2 separate regions of the Homo sapiens genome follow, and region 1 is linked to region 2. The links are chromatin contacts, found by Hi-C or POLR2A ChIA-PET in ENCODE. All regions are on one chromosome and are shown on one strand. The core of a region is the stretch at or near the end of the contact, and the rest is flanking DNA. Distances in the headings are between cores, read along the strand shown. Region 1 holds the start of SFMBT1 (Scm like with four mbt domains 1). Region 2 holds the start of RBM15B (RNA binding motif protein 15B).

The links. A loop is a pair of places that touch in the nucleus more often than their neighbours do. ChIA-PET counts read pairs that join two places held with the same protein, here RNA polymerase II (POLR2A). Pooled maps may share reads with other maps.
Region 1: a map of naive thymus-derived CD4-positive, alpha-beta T cell shows a loop between it and region 2 (7-fold over the local background). The contact joins the promoter of SFMBT1 here to the promoter of RBM15B in region 2. A Hi-C loop is called at or near these places in 1 of 168 maps with a recorded cell type or tissue (naive thymus-derived CD4-positive, alpha-beta T cell) and 8 of 50 pooled maps. POLR2A ChIA-PET finds 5 or more read pairs at or near these places in 1 of 52 experiments (T-cell).

Annotation. Positions count from the first base shown.
Region 1 is chr3:53,043,725-53,050,542 of GRCh38, forward strand. It overlaps SFMBT1 (Scm like with four mbt domains 1), which reads right to left and starts at 2,349. Exons shown (of 21, transcript NM_016329.4): 1 at 2,092-2,349. RefSeq lists silencers at 1,388-1,677, 2,038-2,097, 2,198-2,517, 2,568-2,677 and enhancers at 2,665-3,166, 3,167-3,666.
Region 2 is chr3:51,387,931-51,394,120 of GRCh38, forward strand. It overlaps RBM15B (RNA binding motif protein 15B), which reads left to right and starts at 3,355. Exons shown (of 1, transcript NM_013286.5): 1 at 3,355-6,190. The coding sequence starts at 3,470. The coding sequence ends at 6,142. MANF (mesencephalic astrocyte derived neurotrophic factor) reads left to right here. Exons shown (of 4, transcript NM_006010.6): 4 at 975-1,467. The coding sequence ends at 1,159. RefSeq lists enhancers at 2,829-2,878, 4,864-5,369, 5,370-5,877 and silencers at 3,199-3,678, 3,719-3,798, 3,909-3,968.

The DNA of each region.
Region 1 (6,818 bases), core at 1,099-3,598, 1.7 Mb after region 2:
TTCTAAGAAGTTCCTCAGGACAGAATTTTAAGTTATTCTGGATTACAAAAACCCTAAGAATCATTATAAAAGCAAAGGGTCATGGCCAACACGGCCATAACTCCAAGTTTACATACAAGCTATCCTCAGTTTGTTAGTATTGCCCCTTTAACCCTCAAAAGGGTCCTGTTTTGAGGCAAAACTCATCTGTGGTGACAGAAGTCAGAATTGTGGTTGCCTTGGGGAGGGGGAATGTGTTTACTGAATGGAAAGGATACAAGGCCTGAAAATGTTCCATATCTTGATCTGAGTGTGGTTATCAGGGCATATACATATATAAAAAGTCATTGAATTGTACCCTTAAGATCTTTCGGTAGGTTATACATACCTCCATAAAAATACATTGTTAAAAATCTATTCAAATAATCATATAAAACCATTCTGGATCTAGCTACCAAGATGTTTTTTCCAAATGAATTTTAATAAAGACACACATTGCGAGCACTTTTATGTAGTACCTCTCAAAATATACACTGTGATTTCTAAGAATCTTTCAGTTAAGAAAGCCACCGAATTTTCGAACTGAAAGCACCCCCAAACATCATCTGTTTATCTTAATGTTGCAAATAAGGAAAATCAAAGCTACAATGGGTAAGAAATGTGCCCAAGATAAGGCAGTTAGTCAATGACAACGGTAATAACAGAACTGTTTCCTGATCTCTGGCCGTTTCTACCAGGCCGTAACTTTTCTGACATCGCAAACAAATCTTAACTCCGAATCTACCTACGGCCTAATTCAACAAATGCCTCAAAACGCTAGTCAACAGGCCTCAAAGTGTACACATGAAGACACATCTTCCTTCATCCTCTCGCCAGTTGACAAATTAATGATTACACGTTCAGGCATTTTACCCAGATGCAATAAAATTAAGAATGACATCTTAGAAAATGTGGTTCAAGAGAAGACATACGCAGGGATTGACAAAATCCATCTTACTTCCTTTCGAATCTCTTTGATGGTTACTTGGTTCTCAAACACAGATCACTGCTAACAGGACTCAAAAACACCACTTGGGACCATCAACCAGTGCTGCTTCGGGCGACCCGCTGGGAACACCCCCACCTGACCCAAGCGTCCACCACTCCTTGAGCACAAGCTCTGGGGGTGACCTGTGCCTGCCGGCTTAGTTTTAGACCCTACGGGAACAGCTGACATCTTGTGAAAAACTTAGCATAACGTACATCCTTTCCGCGGGAATTTATTTCTGTTCGCACAAGGCGTTTCTGCTCCGCACAGAGCAGGCCTTGCTTCCCAGGACGCCGCTCGCCCCTCCACAGCCTCCTTTTCAGCGTCCAAAATCGGACTTTAGGAACAGAAATCGAAACGGTCGCGGACCTCCCGAGCGGCAGGTCGGGGCGCTGCCGGGTCGGCGCGGGGTCCAGCGGCGGTGCCCGGCGGGCCGCGGCGCGGGAGAGGCCCGCTCACTTCACAACGGCGGCCCGGAGCCACCGGTTGCGGCGGCCACTAGACGCTCCGCCACCGCGCAGCGACCGCCCGGGCCCTCCGAAGTTCCGACCGGCCGCGCGCCCGGCCCCAGCTGCGGGTTCGCGCCCCGCCCGGAGCGAGCCCGGGGGGCGGGTCCGCGGGGGCTCGGCGGGCGGAGCGCGGGGCGCGCGCGGGGAGGGGCGCGCGGCGGGCCCGGCGCGCCGGGGAACTTGGGCGCCCGCCACTGCCGCCGCCCGGCCACTTTCCTTTCACGCCTCCCGCGGGCTGACGCGCGCCGCGCTGCCTGCCAGGGGCTGACGGCCGCCGCCGCTCTCCGCCGCGGCGAGGCGCCCAGGCGCGCCCCTGCAGCCGGCCGGCCGGCGCGCGGGACCGCGGGGCCGCGCGCGGGCGCCGCGCTCCCCCCGCCCCGCCCCCGCCCCCAACGTGCCGCCGCCGCCGCCCGTTGGCGCCTCAGCCCGCGCGCCCGCCGGCGCCCGGCGGTTTCCCGTTGGCAAAGTTGCGCGGCCGCTTCGAAGGGGACGCCGTACGGTCCCCCGCCCCGGCGCCGCCGCCGCCCCTCCAGGCCGCCGCGCGGGAAGGCCCAGCCGGTGGCCCCGCTTTTTTACCTGCCCGGAGTTTTCGCGCGCGCGCTCGCTCGATCGCTCGCTTTTCCCCCTCTCGCGCTCGTTTTCTTTCTTTCTTTCCGTCTTTTCGCTCCCCCGCGCGGAAGCTTTTTCCTCCCGTGCTGCCCGCGCTCGCCCGCTCGCGCCCTCCTTCCTGCTGGGTTCGGCGGAGCGGGGCGGCCGGCAGCTCTCCCCGCCCCCCTCCACCCGCGCTCCGGCGGAGGCGGCGGCGGCGCTCCGCGCTCCGACTCATTCCAATATGGCACGGACGCAGGGCGCATGCGCCCGCGCCCCCCCACCCCCAGCTCCGCGGTCCTCCAGGCAGCCTGCGCCCCTCGCGCCGCGCCCGTGGAGCTCCCGGGCCCGGCTGCCCCGCTCCCGCCCCAGCGCCATCCCTCCTGGCTGGGGCCGCGCGGGAGGCAAGGACTCCGCGGGCTGGTGTGCCGGGGGTCCGGCGCCGCGGGCCACCCACGCCCCCAGCCAGCAACTCGGCGCGGACGGCCCCGAGGCCGTGGCGCAGGACACGCGGCGGCGCCTCGGGCCCCCGACGGCGCTGTGGCCCCGAGCGGAACGGCCCGGAAGAGGAGACGCGTCCCCGGGAACCCAGTGCCCGCCCTGGCCCAGCCCCGATCCAGCCTGCGCCTCACCTCGGGTTGTAGACAGAGCGGCGGGGATCCCAGAGGGGTTCGCGGGTCGGACCTGGAGTACCGGCCCGGCGAAGCGCGCCGCTGTCGCCCGCACGTGACTGGCTCGGACAAGATGGCATGAGCGGAGAAGCGGCCGGATCCCAGATGCGCGCGTGCCGCCGCCGCGGGCACTGCGCCCGTTTGCCTGCCCCTCGTCGGGGATCGGGCGCTCCCTCTGAGACCTGAAAGGGCACCCAAGTGCCCCCTGTCTGCGAAGTCCGGCGCGGGCCCTTCGGCGCCCCCGATGTCTCTAGGCTTCCGCAGGAGGCGCCCTGTAAATCTTGAGTCTTCCTGCAGCGAGGGGGCACAGGACAGCTGCGAATTGGGACGAACGAGCCCAGAGCCCCGGGAAGGATCAGAACCTCGAAGGCGGCTTCAAGTCGGCCCCGCAGCCCGAGGTGACCGTGGGCGGTTACGTTGCCCGAGCTCGCCCCCTCCTCCTGAGCGCAGGTGCCCGTGGGACATACACCCGCCCACCTGCTCCGGAAAGTTCCCTCCAGAAGGGAGTTCCCGCGCCACCGAGACCCGGGAGCTCCCGATCAGACTCCCAGGCCGTGAAAGGCGTTATCGGACAGGGCCCAGAGGCGCCCCCACAGCAAGAAGAAAGTCTGGGGTTCTCACCGTGTGCCAGGTGCGAGCTCAAGCCACCTCCCTCAACCGCTCTGAGAAATATCCCACTTCACAAACTTGCTCAAAGTCACGCTGCTGGCTGGATTTGAATCCAGATTTTTTTTAGCACCACTGAAAAAACAATATGACAACCGGAGAAAGAAAAATCTAAAAAGAATACAGTAATCCATATTGTTACAAAGAAATGCAACTTTTCACGACATGAAACATATATATACTGTGTATAGTTGCAACCACACTTTTTTTGTTACTACTTTCACTACCATTTTTATTTGTTCACGATTCATTTTTAAGGTGTGCAGGTGTCCTTAACTATTCACTCAGCCCCCTAATGTTTTTGGTTCTTTACGGTTGTTTGCTAACGTATCCTTGAATTCTGCACTTGGGACAAATACCTGGGAGTGGAAAGGCTCCCAGGTAGAAGGCTATGAATGGCCAAGTGGTCTTGGCTTACAGCGTCATATTTTTCCCAAGAGCTGCCCCAATTATTCTACCGCCTCCAAGGAACAAGTGTAAGGAGTTTAACACACTTATAAACATTGAGTGCCATTTCCCCCCTACTTTAATAGTCTATTGCTAGTTCAAGGTTACTTAGCATTTCTTAGGTGACACAACATTCAAAAATGAATGTTTTTCCATGCATTTACTATATGCATTCCCTCTCCTGTGAATAATCTATTCATATCCATCTTCTGGGGACTTGAACCTCTTCTAACTTTGAACAAGCATTTTTTTATGTTACAGATATTACTTCTTTGTCGTCATTGATGCAAATATTTTCTAGCCTGTTGTTCTTTCTTGTTTTATTCTAATGTTCAGTGTGTCATTCTAATGTTTTAATTGCTTCAGTGCTGACAAAGTGAGCTTTCTGCTGCCCATCTGATAGTCTTTTTTCTGCTAGTTTTGTACAATTTCATTTCATATTTCATTCTCTGATGACTATCCCGATTTTATTTTGGCTTATTTATTTGGAGTAAAATATGGACATAACTCACTACCACTGTCATCGGTTGTTATTAATTCTGCAGTTACCATTTATTAAATAATTATTGACCAGACGTGGTGACTTACACCTGTAGTCCTAGCATTTTGGGAGGTTGAGGCAGGAGGATCACTTCAGGCCAGGAGTTTTAGGCTGCAGTGAGCCGTGATTGTGCCAGTGCACTCCACCTGGGTGACAGAGCAAGACTCCATCTCAAAAAAAAAAAAAAAGGCCGGGCGCCATGGCTCACGCCTATAATCCCAGCACTTTGGGAGGCCGAGACGGGTAGATCACGAGGTCAGGAGATTGAGACCATCCTGGCTAACACAGTGAAACCCCGTCTCTACTAAAAATACAAAAAAATTAGCCAGGCATGGTGGCGGGCGCCTGTAGTCCCAGCTACTCCGGAGGCTGAGGCAGGAGAATGGCGTGAATCTGGGAGGCCGAGCTTGCAGTGAGCTGAGATCGCGCCACTGCACTCCAGCCTGGGCGACAAAGCGAGACTCCAACTCAAAAAAAAAAAAAATTCCTTTGTTTAGTAAAATCTACTTTTACGCTAGACTTTCTATTTTGATTAATATATTTCTGAATTCTCCATTTCCTTCCTTAGACCTCAGTTTGAGCAAATACCATATGAATCTAAATATTGGTTCTTTGGAATAGGTTCTAACATATGAAAAGGCTTGATTCCCTCTCATGCCCTTATGAGGTCTTCTTTTTTCAGATTATCAGTTGATATCCACACTGGTTTATGTGTCTCTACACATCCTAGGATAATCATATAAGGGTTAAGAGGACTGGCTTTGAGGACGGACCATCCAGGTTCAACAACCAGCCCTGTGACCTTGGCAACTTATCTATCCCCTCTGGGCCTTCAGGTCTTGGTCTGTAAAATTAGGATAAGAGTAACAGCTGCCTCTGGCCTGGCGCAGTGGCTCACGCCTGTAATCCCAGCACTTTGGGAGGCCGAGGTGGGCAGATTACGAGGTCAGGAGATCGAGCCCATCCTGGCTAACATGGTGAAACTCTGTCTCTACTAAAAATACAAAAAAATTAGCCAGGTGTAGTGGTGGGCGCTTGTAGTCCCAGCTACTCGGGAGGCTGAGGCAGGAGAATGGCGTGAACCCGGGAGACGGAGCTTGCAGTGAGCCAAGATCGTGCCACTGCACTCCAGCCTGGGTGACAGCAAGACTCCAACTCAAAAAAAAAAAAAAAAAAAAGATTAACAGCTGCCTCACAAGCTCAACGCCTAGGACATAGTAAAAGTTTTGTAAATGTTAGCTATTGTTAATGATTTTTTTGAGACAGAGTCTCGCTCTGTCACCCAGGCTGGAGTGCAGTGGTGCAATCTTGGCTCACTGCAACCTCTGCCTCCTGGGTGCAAGCGATTCTCCAGCCTCAGCCTCCTCAGTAGCTGGGATTACAGGCGCACGCTACCACACCCGGCTAATTTTTGTATTTTTAGTAGAGACGGGGTTTCACCATGTTGGTCAGTCTGGTCTCGAACTCCTGACCTTATGATCCACCCGCCTCAGCCTCCCAAAGTGCTGGGATTACAGGTGTGAGCCACCGCACCCAGCCTTTTTAAAATTTTTTTTGAGAGAGGGTCTCACTCGGTCACCCAGGCTGCAGTGCAATGGTGCTATCATGGCTCACTGCAGCCTCTACCTCCCAGGCTCAAGCAGTCCTCCCGCCTCAGCCCCGAGTAGCTGGGACTACAGGTGTGCACCACCATGCTCAGCTAATTTTTGTATCTTTTGTAGAGACAGGATTTTGCCATGTTGCCCAGGCTGGTCTTGAACTCCTGGGCTCAAGTGATCCACCCGCCTCAGCCTCCCAAAGCGCTGGCCACCACGTCCGGTCCTATCTTTCAATTTATTCAAATATTGTAAAACTCTCTTGCCTTTCTCCAGTGCTCACCTTCATGACCCCTAAGGAAGAAGAACAGAGAACTCAAGGAACAGTTTAAAACTGTCTGCACATCTGACTTGTGTCAGACACTGTGTAGATGTGGGTGTGGGTATGCACATGTGCAGTTGGACAGAATCTCCTTTAACTCTTGCAACATCCTTTAGGACAGGCCGTAACATTCCCTACGGACAAAGAGCAAACTGAGAGCTTCCAGGTCATCCTTAAAGAGAAGCAAAACTTAGCCACAAACCTGGCATGCCAGCTTCTCAACCACGCTACTGGGAAATTCGAGTTGGGGATTGTTGACCGAAGATGCAGCCCCAGAGGCGCACGGAACGAGGGGTAACTTATGGAAAACTGACTTCTGGTCATGACTCACCCCAGTTGAAAGCCTTTCAAGGTTCTCTATTGCACTTTGCAGAAGTCCAAAAGCCTCACTTTGGCCTATAAGGCACCAGGGCCAGGTGCGGTGGCTCAAGCCTGTAAGCCCAAAAGTTTGGGAGCCCAAGGTGGGCGGATCA
Region 2 (6,190 bases), core at 2,105-4,604:
TTCCCATCTGGGAGAGGAAAATGATGAGCTAGAGTCATGAGTGGGTTGTATTGTATGACAGATGGTGCTAAATGCTGGAGGGCTCTGGCATGGAAGTGGGTGGAGGTCAGAATAGGCCTTATTGAAGAAGTGATATTTCAGCAAACTTTGAAGGAGGTGAGGATTAGCCAAGAGGCCAGCTAATGGAAGAGGATACAGGCAGGATAAAGGTGTCCAGTGGCATGGCAAGTCAGAGAGCATTGCAGGCTGGTGAGGGCTTTTAATCTGCGTGAAGTTAGGAGCATTAGGAGTTTTTCAGCAGAGAAGGGACATAGTACGACTTGGGTTTAACAGGCTGGTTCTGGCTGCAAGCTCTGAAGCCCCAGTGATTTTTACTATTCTGAAAAGAAACACTATGTCCAAGCATGCAAGCCCAAGAGTTAGGAACTACAGCATCTCTCTTGCTGACTGGGTCTCTGGTGTACATAGTCCCAGTCTTCAGAAACAGTCAGGGCCTCTTCTGAAAAACTTGAATGGCCAAGGACCTGTGTTCACCTACTTGCGTCTTCCTGGTACAGGTCCAGTTGGCTCCAGGTCACTGTGGTCATGGAGAGTAAGTTCCTAACTCAAAGGCCTGAGCAGGGCTGCTCTTTGGCACCAGCCTGGAGTTGTTAGTATGTGGTGACTATGTCAGAGGCACTTGGAAGATGGGAACCATGTTTCTCCTATAAGGACAGTGTGGCCTCTGTCCCTATCCTTGTTCACGCTGCATATCTGTAGTAGACATAATATGTAGCCAGCCTTCCTGGTGAAGAGGCTAGTTCCCTCTTGTGGGGGCAGTAGGCACTGACATGCCTGTAAATGTGTCTGGAAATGTCTCTTCCTCTGAAACCAGTAGGGCTGGTTTGGCCGTTCAGGGAGTGACATACTCTGGGACTACTGGGGGACTGCAGGTGCTCCACCCAGTCAGTGACTCTCCCTGCTCTCTCCTCCAGACAAGCAGATCGACCTGAGCACAGTGGACCTGAAGAAGCTCCGAGTTAAAGAGCTGAAGAAGATTCTGGATGACTGGGGGGAGACATGCAAAGGCTGTGCAGAAAAGTCTGACTACATCCGGAAGATAAATGAACTGATGCCTAAATATGCCCCCAAGGCAGCCAGTGCACGGACCGATTTGTAGTCTGCTCAATCTCTGTTGCACCTGAGGGGGAAAAAACAGTTCAACTGCTTACTCCCAAAACAGCCTTTTTGTAATTTATTTTTTAAGTGGGCTCCTGACAATACTGTATCAGATGTGAAGCCTGGAGCTTTCCTGATGATGCTGGCCCTACAGTACCCCCATGAGGGGATTCCCTTCCTTCTGTTGCTGGTGTACTCTAGGACTTCAAAGTGTGTCTGGGATTTTTTTATTAAAGAAAAAAAATTTCTAGCTGTCCTTGCAGAATTATAGTGAATACCAAAATGGGGTTTTGCCCCAGGAGGCTCCTACCAGTTTCTGCTTTCCAGTTGCAGAGTTTGGGGGGTTATTCATTCCCATTTATCTCTCAACCCACCAGTGCTGAAAATACCAGAGCAGGACATAGGGGCTGGGGCCAGCTGATGTGTGTGGGTGTGTACCACTAGAGGGCAGCAGGCACTCAGCAGAAAGGAGGTGGCGGGGGCGGGGGGTGCTGCGCTTGATACCCTGCCCCTTGATACAGTATCTGTCTTACCCGCCCAAGAGAGCTGGAGGCCACAGCTCTAGGAGGAGTGAGTCTGGGATACATTGGAGGGCCTTATATTGTGGCTCAGTACAAGCAAGACAGGGTGTCTGGAGTGTGGTTTTTCCACAAGGATATCTTCAATCAGTGCACGTCAGCACTGACATCTCTATAAAGATGCTGTTGGCCTGGCCACCTACTTGCTCTTTTGTCCATTCCAAGCCTCTGATGTCTGTTCCAGTTTTTGCAAGTCTGGCAGGAGTCAGCTTATACAAAGAGGGAGTGGGAAGCTGCCTTTTGCCTTTGTTTACCCTAGATTAGTCTAACAGTTGAGGTCCAGGGTTTTGCTGGAGTCTGCTTCTTAAGCCACTCTCTGTGGCACTGGTGCTTAGGAAACCCAGTTGTTAGTGTGAGCTGTGGCTCAATGAAGACACCTGTAGAAACCACCTGAAAGGACGGACTAAGAACCAGTGCTTTCCAAGTAATTGGTCTTGCCTCAGATCACTTCACTTGTGTCTCCTAAGCTCAGTTTGCCTGTAGGAGGCCTTGCTGCTGTGGAACCCATTGCTTTCTTCCAAGACCTTTCCCCCTGCACCTGCCTGAGCTACTCCAGGAGCTGCTTTCTCTTTGTGCGAAGAGGGCATGACTTGGTCTGCTCTTCCCCATCGCAAGGATTCTGTGCCAGAAATTGGGTCAGGTTCTACCATGGCTCCAGCAACTGTCCTTGGAGAATGAAAGCTTCCTCAATGGGCTTGAGCACCTGGGCACCCTTTCCCTCACCTCACCTGGGGAGAAGAGGTCGTCCTGAAGGTGATGAACAGGAGGGTACTGGCCAGCGAGGGGTCAGCGTGGCAAGGTGTGATAACTGCTGGCACTATCTGTGCATATGGCCTCTTCATCCTTGGCTCTTACGGCCCTACCTTTCCAGCCTGCTATCTGCCCACAGAAGAGGGTGGGACCCAAGAGTGGCGTTAAAGAGTCTATTCCAACTCCATCAACTGCAACTGCAGGCTTGTCTCTGCTTTCGGTTATTACCTGCGTGACAGCAATTGTCCTCACGGCCTTTTCGGGGACTGCTGCAGGTGAACCTGCACGTGGAGAATGCGCAGAATGTGGGCCTTGGGTCCTGGGCAGGGTCTAAGGATAGGCATGCATTAGTCCTTGGCGCCGTCAACGCCGGATCCCAGGCAGGAGATGCCAACGAGGGTGATGTGGGGTTTGCTCAAGCCTAGTCCTAGGACTGAGGGGATACTACATAAAGAGACCACTGACTGGGTCAATGCCCCAGATCCCAACGGCCATGGAAGCTGCCACTCCTGCTCCAATCAGCGCGGGCTCCAGTGCCTGCAAGAGGAGATAGCTGGACCCAGAGCGGCAAAGCACGGCTGGGAGCACAAAGCGTTAGGTCGTCTCGCCGGCCTCTCAGGGTTCACTACACTCCGCGTAGCCTCAAGCATCGGCCATGCGGGCCGCGCGGTGGCGCCAGAGCGCGCGGCCGGTCCCACTCACCCAGCACTCACAGGGTCACCTGGCACTGGGCGACGCAGCGCGATGAGGCAGGCCCGGCGCGGGTCTTGCTCCGCCCGCCGCAGAGTCACGTGGCAGGACGGCGCACCTTGATAACGCAATGCCCGGCCCCTCGGCGCCGCTCCCGCCCCGCCCCGCCGCCACCGCCGCGCCGAGTCCTTTTGTCCAAGATGGCGGCGCCGGGGGCGCTGCCTCCTCGGCCGCCGCCTCCGCCGCCGCCGCTGTGAGAAACCTACGGGCCGCCCGCCCGCCGCGCCAGCGCCATGAAGCGGCAGAGCGAGCGAGACTCTAGCCCGAGCGGGCGCGGCTCGTCATCGTCCGCCAAGCGTCCGCGGGAGCGCGAACGGGAGGCGGAGGCGGGCGGGCGGCGGGCGGCGCACAAGGCCTCTGGCGGCGCCAAGCACCCGGTTCCAGCGCGGGCCCGCGACAAACCCCGCGGCAGCGGAAGCGGCGGGGGCGGGCATCGCGACGGCCGCGGCACCGGGGACGCGAATCACCGCGCGAGTAGCGGGCGCTCCTCGGGCTCCGGCGCTGGCGGCGGGGGACGCGGCGGCAAGGCCTCGGGGGACCCGGGCGCCTCCGGCATGTCGCCCCGCGCGTCTCCTCTGCCGCCGCCTCCGCCACCGCCTGGGGCCGAGCCCGCGTGTCCCGGCTCATCCGCGGCCGCGCCTGAGTACAAGACGTTGCTCATCAGCAGCTTGAGCCCCGCGCTGCCCGCCGAGCACCTCGAGGACCGGCTCTTCCACCAGTTCAAGCGCTTCGGCGAGATCAGCCTCCGCCTGTCGCACACGCCTGAGCTGGGCCGTGTGGCCTACGTGAATTTCCGGCACCCACAGGACGCACGCGAGGCCCGCCAGCACGCCCTGGCCCGGCAGCTGCTGCTCTACGACCGCCCGCTCAAGGTAGAGCCCGTGTACCTGCGTGGCGGCGGCGGGAGCAGTCGGCGAAGTAGCAGCAGCAGCGCCGCCGCTTCCACGCCTCCCCCAGGGCCGCCCGCGCCCGCCGACCCGCTCGGCTACCTCCCGCTACACGGAGGCTACCAGTACAAGCAGCGCTCGCTGTCCCCCGTCGCTGCCCCGCCCCTGCGGGAGCCCCGTGCCCGTCACGCCGCCGCAGCCTTCGCCCTGGATGCCGCTGCTGCCGCCGCCGTGGGACTGTCCCGGGAGCGGGCCCTGGACTACTACGGGCTGTACGACGACCGTGGGCGCCCCTATGGCTACCCAGCTGTGTGTGAGGAGGACCTGATGCCCGAGGATGACCAGCGGGCCACGCGCAACCTCTTCATTGGTAACCTGGACCACAGCGTATCTGAGGTGGAGCTGCGAAGGGCCTTCGAGAAATATGGCATCATCGAGGAGGTGGTCATCAAGAGGCCTGCCCGTGGCCAGGGCGGTGCCTATGCCTTCCTCAAGTTCCAGAACCTGGACATGGCCCATAGGGCTAAGGTGGCCATGTCGGGCCGAGTGATTGGTCGCAACCCCATTAAGATAGGCTATGGCAAGGCCAACCCCACCACTCGTCTCTGGGTGGGTGGCCTGGGACCTAACACGTCACTGGCGGCTCTGGCCCGAGAGTTTGACCGCTTTGGGAGCATTCGGACCATTGATCACGTCAAAGGAGATAGCTTTGCCTATATTCAGTACGAGAGCTTGGACGCAGCCCAGGCCGCCTGTGCTAAAATGAGGGGTTTTCCCTTGGGTGGACCAGACCGCAGGCTCCGCGTGGATTTTGCCAAAGCAGAGGAGACTCGGTACCCCCAGCAGTACCAGCCCTCGCCACTCCCTGTGCATTATGAGCTGCTCACAGATGGATACACCCGGCACCGCAACCTGGACGCCGACCTGGTGCGGGACAGGACGCCCCCACACCTTCTGTACTCAGACCGAGACCGGACTTTTTTGGAAGGGGACTGGACCAGCCCCAGTAAAAGCTCTGACCGCCGAAACAGCCTTGAGGGCTACAGTCGCTCAGTGCGCAGCCGGAGTGGTGAGCGTTGGGGGGCAGATGGAGACCGTGGTTTGCCCAAGCCCTGGGAAGAGAGGCGGAAACGGAGAAGCCTTTCCAGTGACCGTGGGAGGACAACCCATTCACCATATGAGGAACGGAGTAGGACCAAGGGCAGTGGGCAGCAGTCAGAGCGGGGCTCCGACCGCACCCCTGAGCGCAGCCGCAAGGAGAACCACTCCAGTGAAGGGACCAAGGAGTCCAGCAGCAACTCCCTCAGCAACAGCAGACATGGGGCTGAGGAACGGGGCCACCACCACCACCACCACGAGGCTGCAGACTCTTCCCACGGGAAGAAGGCAAGAGACAGCGAGCGCAATCACCGGACCACAGAGGCCGAGCCCAAGCCTCTGGAAGAGCCAAAACACGAGACCAAAAAGCTGAAGAATCTTTCAGAGTACGCTCAGACACTACAGCTGGGTTGGAATGGGCTTCTGGTGTTGAAAAACAGCTGCTTCCCCACGTCTATGCATATCCTAGAGGGGGACCAGGGGGTGATCAGCAGTCTCCTCAAAGACCACACTTCTGGGAGCAAGCTGACCCAGCTGAAGATCGCCCAGCGCCTTCGACTGGACCAGCCCAAGCTTGACGAGGTCACACGACGCATCAAGCAGGGGAGCCCCAACGGCTATGCGGTCCTCTTAGCCACCCAGGCAACCCCCAGTGGGCTTGGCACTGAGGGGATGCCCACAGTAGAGCCCGGTCTGCAGAGGCGGCTTCTCAGGAACCTGGTCTCCTACTTGAAACAGAAGCAGGCCGCAGGGGTGATCAGCTTGCCAGTGGGGGGGTCCAAGGGCAGAGACGGCACAGGCATGCTCTACGCCTTCCCACCCTGCGACTTTTCCCAGCAGTACCTCCAGTCAGCACTAAGGACATTGGGCAAGCTAGAAGAAGAACACATGGTGATAGTCATCGTCAGAGACACTGCCTAGCCCAAGCCTGTCTTTCCCAGCGTCATGTTTGTGTCACAAAAGCAGTTA